Regions from separate parts of the Homo sapiens genome. Here all the other regions are linked to region 3. A link is a contact called in ENCODE Hi-C or POLR2A ChIA-PET data. All regions are on one chromosome and are shown on one strand. The core of a region is the stretch at or near the end of the contact, and the rest is flanking DNA. Distances in the headings are between cores, read along the strand shown. Region 1 holds the start of MED18 (mediator complex subunit 18). Region 2 holds the start of PHACTR4 (phosphatase and actin regulator 4). Region 3 holds the start of STX12 (syntaxin 12).

Region 1 (3,877 bases), core at 6-2,505, 560 kb before region 3:
TTTTTTTTTTTTTTTTTTTGAGACGGAGTTTCACTCTTGTCGCCCAGGCTGGAGTGCAATGGCGCAATCTCTGTTCACTGCAGCCTCTGCCTCCCAGGTTCAAGCGATTCTCCTGTCTCAGCCTCCCGAGTAGCTGGGATTACAGGCGCCCGCAACCAAGCCCAGCTAATTTTTTTTGTATTTTTAGTAGAGACGGGGTTTCGTCATGTTGGCCAGGTTGGCCTCGAACTCCTGGCCTCAGGTGATACTCAGGTGATCCGGCCTCCCAAAGTGCTGGCATTACAGGTGTGAGCCACCGTGCCCGGCCAAAGGCCAGTGATTTTTAACTCCCAAGGCTATGTGGCTCAAACGAGATAATAAAGAGGCAACAAAATTCAGAAGAACTGAAAAAGTGACTTAAGGGACCTTCGTTTTATAGATGAGGATATTGAGACTTGGAGAGGGACAGAAGGATACACACAGCAAGTTGGTAGCAGAGTTTGGACCAAACTAACATCTAGGCGTTCTATCTCTCTGAAAATGCCTTCCCCCGTACGCTTTTCTTTTTTGGTGACAGGATCTCGCTCTGTAGCCCAGGCTGCAGTGCAGTGGGGAGTTCCTAGCTCACTATAACCTCGAACTCCTGGGCTCAAGCCGAGTAGCTGGGACTACTACAGGCGGGAGACCACACTGCGGCTAGCCTAAAAATGCCTTTTAAAGAGAGCCAAGGCCGGGCGCGGTGGCTCACGCCTGTAATCTCAGTACTTTGGGAGGCCGAGGCCGGCGGATCAACTGGAGGTTGGGAGTTCGAGACCAGCCTGACCAACATGAAGAAACCCCGACTCTACTAAAAATACAAAAAATTAGCCAGGCCTGGTGGCGAGCGCCTGTAATCCCAGCTCCTCAGGAGGCTGAGGCAGGAGAATCGCTTGAACCCGGAAGGCGAGGTTGCGGTGAGCCGAGATCGCGCCATTGCACTCCAGCCTGGGCAACAAGAGCGAAACTCCGTCTCAAAAAAAAAAAAAAAAAAAAAAAGAGAGAGAGAGCCAAGGGGAAGTTATTTTAAGATGATGGTATATAGGTCCTTCTAAGCCGGCATCCATAACACGTATCCAATTAAACACTAGAAGCACACCTCCTTGAGGCTGTAGTGTCTTCTCGAGAAGCCGGGAATTATATCCACCCGCGCACCTAGGAGCTTTTGAGCGACGATTAGATACCAGCACTCCGGTTACCCGAGCCCGGGAAGCCCCCAGATCGGTGCAACCAGCCAACTTCCTCCTCTTCTCACTTCCGGTCGGAAGCCGACGTCTCACAAACCTCGAAACTGCCGTTCCCAAACGTATGGGTGCCGAGAAGGCCGAAGAGCTTCATTGCGGACAGACAATCAGAGGCGCATGCGCAAAATTCCGGGCTGCTGTATGAAAGATGGCGGCCTCCTTTGGCGCTTTCCTCCGGGCGCTACCTGGATCCTTGACGTCATAGGCCATGCTCTAGGAAAATCTTTTTAGGTTTGACAACCTGGAGATGTATTTGTGTAGAAAGTCTCTTGGAACTGATAGGACTTACAGAGATTATAGTGGGTTTCAAAAGAAAAAAGAACTGAGGGGTTGGGCGCGGTGGCTCACGCCTGTAACCCCAGCACTTTGGGAGGCCGAGGCAGGCGGATCACTTGAGGTCAGGAGTTCGAGACCAGCCTGGCCAAGATGGTAAAACTCCGTCTCCATTAAAAATACAAAAATTAGCCGGGCATGGTGACGCGCGCCTGTAATCCCAGCTACTAGGGAGGCTGAGGTGGGAGAATCGCTTGAACGCGGGAGGCGGAAGTTGCAGCGAACCGAGATCGCGCCACTGCATTGTAGCCTGGGCTACAGAGAGAGACTCTGTCTCAAAAAAAAAAAAGAGTCTGGAAAAGGAGTAGGTCCAGATCCAGGAGTACTCTGCAGTGCCATACCAAAGAATACATGTGAGCTTTAAAAGAACCCTGGCTACAACATGGAGAAAAGTTTGGGAAAGGAGAGAGCCTAGAGAAAAAAGACCAGGCCGGACACGGTGGCTCAGGCCTGTAATCCCAGCACTTTGGGAGGCCAAGGCGGGCAGATGGCTTGAGTTCAGGAATTCAAGACCAGCCTGAACAACATGGTGAAACCCTGTGTCTACAAAAAATACAAAAAATTAGCTGAACGTAGTGGCTCGCACCTGCAGTCCCAGCTACTTGGGAGGCTGAGGTGGGAGGATTGCTTGAGTCCAGGAGGCAGAGGTTGCAGTGAGCTGAGATAGCGCCACTGCACTCCAGCCTGTGCAACAGAGGGAGATCCTGTCTGGAAAAAAATTAAAGAAAAACGACCAGTTAGGCGCTTTGGTACAACTCCAGCTGAGAAACAAATGTCAGAAAAAGATTTTAAAAATGTAAAAAGAGGACAGGCGCGGTGGCTCACGCCTGTAATCCCAGCACTTTGGGAGGCCGAGGGGGGTGGATCACGAGGTCAGGAGATCGAGACCATCCTGGCTAACGGTGAAACCCTGTCTCTACTAAAAATACAGAAAATTAGCTGGGCGTAGTGGCGGGCGCCTGTAGTCCCAGCTACTTGGGAGGCTGAGTCAGGAGAATGGTGTGAACCTGGGAGACAGAGCTGGCAGTGAGCCGAGATCGCACCACTGCACTTTAGCCTGGGCGACAGAGCAAGACTCCGGCTCAAAAAAAAAAGTAAAAAGAGGAAATTAGCCGGGTGTGGTGGCACACGCCTGTAGTCCCAGCTACTCAGGTGGCTCAGGTGGTCAAGAGACCAAAATTGCTTGAACCCAGGAGGCAGAGGTTGTAGTGAGCTGAAATTGCACCACTGCTCTCCAGCCTGGGCTACAGAGCAAGACTCTGTCCTCTATATATATATGGAAAATAATTCTTTAATGACTAACCAGAGGTAAAGACAGAGATGAAGGAGTCACAGATGTCTTGGGTGGCTATCGTAGCACTTTTTTTCTCTAAGCTAGGAAACACAGAGCAGTGTGGGTGAGACAGGAAAGATGAGTTCATATGTAGACCCACTGAGCATCAGGTGTCTGTGGGACACCCAAATGGCAAAGTTCAGGGGAGAGAAATGGGCTACAGATAGAGATTTCAAAACCATAGCCTCATAGATGGTAGCTAAAAGCCATGACATTGAATGAGATCATCGTGAAAGAGTGTACTAAGTAGGAAAAGAAGATTGACAAGGATTGCGTATGCCCTAGGGTTTAGGATGTGCCTCCTGATCAACCTGGTGATTCACAAGATTGGGCAGAGTGACCAGCTCTCAAGTGCTGTAATGATTAGAGGAGGCTGTGAACTTCTTTGGCCTCTCTTTTCCTATACAGACACTAATTGCAGCATAGAAAGTCCAGTGAATTACAGGTCATTTGAGGCACCATAGGGTTTACCCAGATTTTAGCTGGTATTTTAAAGAAGGGTAAATTTTTTTAAAAAGGTAGGGGAGATAGACAGAAAATGGGTAAACAATATGATAATACCTGAAGGAGGCCTGGAGATTACAGGGATGGGTTTCTCTGATAAGGATATGATGCCTAGAGCTTAGGATGGGGCCCACCCCTGTACTTTGCCACTACCCAGCTGTGCAACCATGGGCATTCACTTCCCCTCCCTGAGCCTCAGCTTCCTTTTTTTGTAAAATAGAGATAATAATAGTACTTTCAAAGGAGTTTGCCAAAATCAAATGAGATGGTTATAAAGCATTTAACATAGTGCTTGGCTTATTGTAAGCACTTAATATTTTTATTTTCTTTTATTTTTATTTAATTTTATTAATTTTTTTAGAGACGGAGTCTCACTATGTGAGACCCAGGCTGGTCTCAAACTCCTGGCCTCAAGCCATCCTCCCATCTTGACCTCGTAAAGTGCTGG
Region 2 (3,645 bases), core at 440-2,939, 600 kb before region 3:
CAGCTACTCAGGAGGCTGAGGCAGGAGAATCGCTTCAACCTGGGAAGTGGAGGTTGCAGTGAGCCAAGATCGTGCCATTGCATTCCAGCCTGGGTAACAAAGTGAGATTGTCTCAAAATAAATAAATAAATATAAATAAATTAAATTAAATAGTCGGGCACAGTGGCTCATGCCTCTAGTCCCAGGCATCTGGGAGCCTCTGGTGGAAGGATGGCTTAAGCCAAGAAGTTCGAGGCTACAGTGAACTAGGAGCTCTCCACTGTACTCAAGCTTCAGCAACCAAGCTAGACTCTTGTCTCTTAAATGAAACAAACAAACAAATTTTACCTTAAGCTGATTCTAGCAATGCAGTCTTCCAACAGGAGGACATACACAGTTACCATTATCTAGCCAAATTTGATCGAATCCACAATCCACGCAGTTCCGCGGTTTCCGGTAAGAATCTACCACACCTCATCCCCTAAACTGGCTTCATTTCTAAACGGGCTTCATTCCTTTTTTTTTTAAGATGGGGTCTTGCTGTGTTGCCCAGGCTGGTCGCGAACTTCTGGCCTCAAGCGATTCTCCTGCCTCAGCCTCCAGAATAGTTGGCATTACAGGCGCGCGCCACCACGCCCGAAATTCATTTCTTTAATTTGGCGAAAAAGTAAGTGACTTCTAGAAGCCACTGGGTTTCTGGTTCCTCTATAAAGCAAATTCTTCCACTGAAGGACTTTTTCCTTCCACTGTTTGTTTTAAAAAGAACAAGAAAAGGAAGAGGTTGGAAGGAGCGAGGAGCTGAGTGTCCGAATGAAGCACTGGAGGGTTTTTTTTTTTTGCAAGCAATCAGTGATGCCCTGTAAGTCACTCTCCTCCGAGATTTGGGAGGTGCGTGAACTGCCATTCTACCATTCACCACTGGTTCTTTGGTCCACCGATCACAGATGTGAGCTGCACAGACATCGCAGCAAATTCGATGCCTTCCCGGTTTCCCGGAGCCGGGGTGTAGAGGGTGGGAGAGAGGGGTCGCTTCTTTTCCTTAATCTCATCTCTCCACCAAGAAAAACGTCGGGAGTTTCGTGCCCTGAAGCCGCCCAGGCTGATGTTTGAAAGTTAAATAATAACCTCCAGGTTTTTACAGAAACTCCGCCTGGCTCCGAAGCCCCCGTTCTGCCCAGCAGGGGTGCAGAGGTCTGAGGCAGGACGGTTTTGAAAAATGTACTTTGACCCGATCCGGTTACTGTAACCGGATCCCCAGGGAGCAGTCCCTGTTGGGGACCGGGGGAACAGGCTCCCCCGTGGCGGAGACTCCATGCACGGACACAAAGGGGGAGCAACGCAGCCCAGACAAAAGGGCCCAGCCAAGTCTCGGGGGGCGGAGAGGGCGAGCCTGCGCGGGCCCTGCCTCAGGCGGAGAAGCCCGGGTTGGACCGTTGTGGGAGGGCCGAGGAGGGAGGCGGCGGCCCCGCCCCGCCCTGGCCCGAAGCGACGGCGACCCGGGCCGTTACCTTCTGCCCGGACCGGGACCCTCTCGCAGAGCCAAGAAAGGGGCCGCAGCCTGAGAGGAGGCCGCAGCCTGATACTGAGCGCGTCCTGCTCACTTTCCCTTGCTCGCTGAACTTACCCAGATCTCCGCCGCCGCCTCCTCAGCCTCCACAGCAGCCTCTCCCGGAAATCCTACCTGGCCCGTTGGCCGCCAGGCAGCAGCCGGAGCCCTTGGCCCCCGGGGAGGGGGAAAAAGGGAGCCGGCTGGACAGTGTAGGGTAGGACGTGCCGCCGCGGAGGCTTACGGGACTTGTAGTCCCCAGCAGGGGCCGGTTGCCCGGCAAGCTGAACAAAATGGCGGGAAGCGTGCGTCCTTTCTCTCCGGGCGGTCGTCCTCCTTACGACCTCTCTGGGCATGCGCTGGCCGCTCTGCGCACCTTGTGTGTAAAAGAACTTGGGCACCTTTCCTGGTACTATGGGAGGCAAAGGTCTTTGGGCTTGGGAGGACAGGGTTCAATACTGGGCTCCAGGCAGTACCCAAAAAGGGAACTGATACAAGAGTGTTGTTTGAGAAAACTGTATCCCTGACTGGCCAAATTTCAATCATAACCTCCCCAAAGGAAAAACTATTTATTGAGGACCAATTTGAAGTGCAAAAAACGTACAAGCAAGTTATCTACCCTCAGTGTTGTGCGTAAGAAACCCAGGAATCATTCTGGACACTTCCCTCAAGCCATTAAGTCCAGTCATTCTACATCCCCAGTATTTTAATTCATTTCGATATCCTTCACTACTATCACCTAGTGAAAGCCACCATCACTTCTCTCCAAGTCTCAGTAGTTTCAGGCCCTAGGCTATCACCCTCCGAAAACCTTCCTTGCTGCTGCCAGAGGACCCTTCTAAATGCAAACCCATTGTATCACACAACCTAAATTAGACCTACATGTAAAACTTGAAGCTACGGCACATCTAGAGGACATTCCAGGAGAAAAATCGATGTGACTTTTCAAATACACTATCCATAAAATTAAAAAAATTGGCCAGGCGCGGTGGCGCATGCCTGTAATCCCAGCTACTCAGGAGGCTGAGGCAGGAGAATCGCTTGAACCCAGGAGGCGGAGGTTGCAGTGAGCCGAGATCTTGCCATTGCAGTCCAGCCTGGGCGACAGAGCAAGACTCCGTCGCAAAACAAACAAACAAACAAACAAACAAATTATCCGGGGCCTAGTGCCAAGCTCCTGTAGTCCCAGCTACGTGGGAGGCTGAGGTGAGATGATCACTTGAGCCTGGGGGGTCGAGATCGCACCAGTGCACTCCAGCCTGGGCAGCAGAGCAAGACCCTGTCTCAATAGAAAAAGAAAAAAGAAGAAAAAAAAATTGGCCGGGTGCAGTGGCTCACACCTCTCATCCCAGCACTTTGGGAGGCTAAGGCGGGAGGATCCCTTGAGCCCTGGAGTTTGAGACCAGCCTGCCAGCCTGGGCAACAGAGTGAGGCCCCATCTCTACAAAAACAATTTTAAAAATTAGCTGGGCATGATGGAACGTGCCTGTAGTCCCAGGTACTCAGGAGGCTGAAATAGGAGGATTATTTGAGCTGGGGAGGTCCAGGCTGCAATGAGCTGTGATGGTGTCGCTACACTCCAGCCTGGACGACAGAGGGAGACCTTGTCTCAAAAAAATATTTAAAATATATTTATTGGCCTGGCACGGTGGCTCACGCCTGTAATCCCAGCACTTTGTGAGGTTGAGGCTGGTAGATCACCTGAGGTCAGGAGTTCGAGACCAGCCTCTCCAAAATGGTGAAACCACATCTCTACTAAAAATACAAAAATTGGCCGGGCACGGTGGCTCACACTTGTAATCCCAGCACTTTGGGAGGCTGAGGCGGGCGGGTCACGAGGTCAGGATATCGAGACCATCCTGGCTAACGCAATGAAACCCTGTCTCTACTAAAAATACAAAAAATTAGCCGGGCGTGGTGGAGGGCGCGTGTAGTCCCAGCAACTCGGGAGGCTGAGGCAGGAGAATGGCGTGAACCCGGGAGGCAGAGCTTGCAGTGATCTGAGATCGCGCCACTGCACTCCAGCCTGGGCAACAGAGCGAGATCCCGTCTTAAAAAAAAAAAATACAAAAATTTATTGGGCGTGATGGCCCACCCCTGTAATCCCAGCTACTCAGGAG
Region 3 (3,517 bases), core at 136-2,635:
GAGAAGTGCTTGTGCCCAGGGGTTTGAGACCAGCCTGGCCAACATAGCAAGACTTCATCTCTACAAAAAAGAAAAATTTTTAAAAGTTTAAAAACGAAAGCAAAGTGACACTCTTTAAAATATAGAATATAATTGTAATTCAGGACTAACTAGTTCTACCTATTAACAGAGTACGCCAAGCTCACAAAACAATAATAAACAACAAGGATGATGACCACCATTCTTTCCAAGTAAAGCTGCTGCTGATCTCCTGTTTATAAGGCTCCAAGATGATTTTCAAGCACAAGAAACACCCTGTATTTGACTCATTCAGCTACAGTTTCACTCAGACCCTAATGGGGAGGAGGGAGTTTTAAGACAAGCAATAGCATTCTGAATTCCACCAACAACTCTACCATGCCTTACTTGCTATGTGGTTGTGGCTAAGTGTCTTAGCTTCCCTGTGTACCAGATTTGTTCAAGAGCAGCTAAGTAGGGAAGGAAAACAAAAGCCTCATCTGCCTGAAATCCAAAAATACACCCCAATTATTTGTTACAAAAGACAAAATAATGTAAATTGAAATGCTGTTGGTGAATTCTCTTTATTAAAATGAAGTCATCCCACCTTTCAAATACCAGTCATTGTGTCTGATTTCCGAATTCATTACAGGAAGAACTGTGTATGAAGTCACCCAAACACATGCACTCTCCACTTCCCTTAATTGAAAGTTGCTGATTTCCGAGGAGCCAGGGGCTGAGCAGAATGTAAACCTAAAGGCTAAATCAGTAAACAACCCCATCCAAACTGGTCTAAGAGGAAAGCGAGGTGGGTGGGGAGGAAGGTGGGTGACAGGAGAAACTCGGCTGACCACTGCGCCAAGTCAACGCACTCACAGCTCTCGAGGTGACACACACTCCCCTTCCCACCCTCGGGCTGTCAAGTCGGCTGTTTTGGTCCCAGCACCGTGGGGGCAGAACTCCAGAGAAGCAGCTCAAGCTTCAGCTGGGGCCGGGGACCCTCGGGCAACCCGGGCCTGACAGATTGGGGGATGGCAGCCCACCGCCCCCAGGGTGGACAGCCCGAGACAGCCCCAGGTGTGGCCTCGGCCGTAGCCCCAGCCGGGCCCTGCGTCCCGGCAGCCTCACCCAGGCCTGTCCCCGGGACAGCTCCCGCCCCCCAGCTCGGTACCCCGGCTCACTGGCTTGGCTGATCCGCTGGATGTTGCCGCTGCACGTCTGGATGATGCTGCTGAAGTCCCGGAGCTGGGGCCCCGAGGGCCCCGGGTTCCGGTACATGTCTAAGGGACCGTATGACATGACGAGGAGCTGAGACCTGCTCGCTCTACACCGCTCTCCTACCGGAAGCAGCCGCCAGCCGGGACCCGCAGGCTGACGGAGAAACTGGGAAGAGCAAGGGCGGGGAAGGAGCTAAGGCTGCGTGCGCACTAGCCCCGCCCTCACGCGGCGCGCACGCGTCCTCCCCGCCCCGGTCCAAAGTGCGCAGGCGCCGCTGGGACTGGAGCTGGGACTGGAGCTGGGACTGTAGCTTAGAGACAGGACTCCCCGAGGCTTGGGGATGCAGGGCGGGGAGATGACGTCACCTAGTTGGGGCTGAGATTGGATGAGCTTGGGTGGAGGTGTTGTTTCTCGCCAGGGCACAGTGACAAGAGGCAAGAATTTTCGATTTGCATAAAACTGTACCAGATGATCTCAGCCCTTACATCCTATTCTGTTCTGAGAATTCAGGCCCAAATATGGGAGAATTCAACGTTGAAACTCAGACCCGGAACCAAATCGTAACCCGAAATTCCTCTCTACTTCCATCCCCAGGGCTTTGGTAGTGTTTGGGGTTTCCAAACCACTTTCATTTCTCCCTCCACCCCTCTTCTAATCTAAACAATAAAATAATGTTTATTGAGCACATACTATGTGAATCCTCACCGCAATTCACTTGTTCATAAGATTTTTCACAGCAGGGGACGATGCTCTATCTATATTTTTATCATTAGAATAGATAACGGAGAGTCGGTTTTTTAAATGTTGAAGTAAAGTAATTCATCAAAGTAAGCATTATTATTTTCCCTCTTACCGATGAGAAAATTAAGACCAGCGAGGTTAGTTCGCCTTGCTGAAATTTGACTGCAAAACCCAAACGCTAAGCTGACTCTCTCCTCACCTCGCTACTTCTCTAAAATTCATTCTCGTCTAAATCTCTCCCAAATAGCTCGTTCATCTATATCCCAAGCCGGGATATCTTGGAGAACTAGATTCCTAAAATTTAAAAATCGTTCCCTTAAGTAATTTGGAATGCATGACCTCAATGTTCCCACAGAAAACTGCATTTTTGTAAGCCTATGTTAAAAGGAAAGACATAGGATTTTGGTTTGGGAGGAGATCAAGATAGTGAGAAGTGAAGGGGAACTGGCTGCGTTTCCTGTGTTCTACACCCCACCCCACCCCACCCCAGCCTGCTTTGTAGTCTTTGGAAAATGCAAAGACAGAAAGCTGCTTGCCTGGATGAAAGGAGACCCAAAGTGAATGAGCCTGTATATGGCCTTAGGATTTTTTCTTTATTTTATTTTTTTTGAGACAGGGTCCCGCTCTGTCACGCAGGTTGGAGTGCAGTGGCGCGATCTCTGCTCACTGCATCCTCCTTCTCCTGGGCTCAGGAGGTCCTACCACCTAACCTCTGAGTAGCTAGGATTACAGGCGTGCGCCACCACGCCCAGCTAATTTTTATATTTTTTGTAGTGTTGGGGTTTGGCCATGTTGTCCAGGCTGGTCTCAAACTCCTGGGCTCAAGCAATCCACCCACCAGCCTTAGGATTTTTTAAGGGTGACTATCTCTATTTTTCGTTGGAGAATTTATGAGAGCATTTTTTTTCCCTGTCTCTAGAAAGAGACGGATGACATTTGGGGACTCTTATTTTGGTTATTTTATTTTATTTTATTTTTGAGACAGAATCTTGCTCTGTTGCCCAGGCTGGAGTGCAATGGCGCAATCTCGGCTCAATGCAACCTCCGCCTCCTGGGTTCAAGCGATTCTCCTGCCTCAGCCTCCCGAGTAGCTGGGATTACAGGCGTGTACCACCACGCCCGGGTACTTTTTGTATTTTTAGTAGAGATGGGGTTTGACCATGTTGGCCAGGCTGGTCTCGAACTCCTGACCTCAGGTGATCCACCCGCCTCGGCTTCCCAAAGTGTTGGGATTACAGGCGTGAGCCACCGCACCCAGCCTGTTTTGGTTATTATTATAAAACCTTACCGTTTCTTAGAATCTGTAGTTTTATGTCAAATCTTAAGCAAGTCATGTAAATTGCACTTTTTTACCTATATAATAGTACTGATGATTTTTTTCATTTACATTTGACACTATTTAAAGTGAAGTTCAGTAAAGATATTTTTCTTTTAGGAATTAAAAATATTGTTTTCTTTCTCCATGTAAAATAAAAGTGGTTTTTAGGCTGGGCGCGGTGGCTCACAACTGGAATTCCAGCACTTTGGGAGGCTGAGGCAGGCTGATCATTGCTTGAGCTCA

What was found. A loop is a pair of places that touch in the nucleus more often than their neighbours do. ChIA-PET counts read pairs that join two places held with the same protein, here RNA polymerase II (POLR2A). Pooled maps may share reads with other maps.
Region 1: a map of B cell shows a loop between it and region 3 (11-fold over the local background). The contact joins the promoter of MED18 here to the promoter of STX12 in region 3. A Hi-C loop is called at or near these places in 1 of 168 maps with a recorded cell type or tissue (B cell), 1 of 37 single-sample maps with no recorded cell type and 8 of 50 pooled maps. POLR2A ChIA-PET finds 5 or more read pairs at or near these places in 6 of 52 experiments (BJ, GM12878, PC-3 and 3 more).
Region 2: a pooled map shows a loop between it and region 3 (5-fold over the local background). The contact joins the promoter of PHACTR4 here to the promoter of STX12 in region 3. A Hi-C loop is called at or near these places in 4 of 50 pooled maps. POLR2A ChIA-PET finds 5 or more read pairs at or near these places in 3 of 52 experiments (HEK293T, WTC11 and activated CD4-positive, alpha-beta T cell).

Annotation. Positions count from the first base shown.
Region 1 is chr1:28,326,418-28,330,294 of GRCh38, reverse strand. MED18 (mediator complex subunit 18) reads right to left here and starts at 1,255. Exons shown (of 3, transcript NM_017638.3): 1 at 1,115-1,255. RefSeq lists enhancers at 206-713, 714-1,221.
Region 2 is chr1:28,367,784-28,371,428 of GRCh38, reverse strand. It overlaps PHACTR4 (phosphatase and actin regulator 4), which reads right to left and starts at 1,689. Exons shown (of 14, transcript NM_001048183.3): 1 at 1,604-1,689. RefSeq lists a silencer at 1,316-1,535 and enhancers at 1,617-1,911, 1,562-2,517.
Region 3 is chr1:27,771,087-27,774,603 of GRCh38, reverse strand. STX12 (syntaxin 12) reads right to left here and starts at 1,385. Exons shown (of 9, transcript NM_177424.3): 1 at 1,179-1,385. The coding sequence starts at 1,296. RefSeq lists enhancers at 548-1,048, 1,246-1,395, 1,049-1,549, 1,516-1,665 and a silencer at 926-1,135.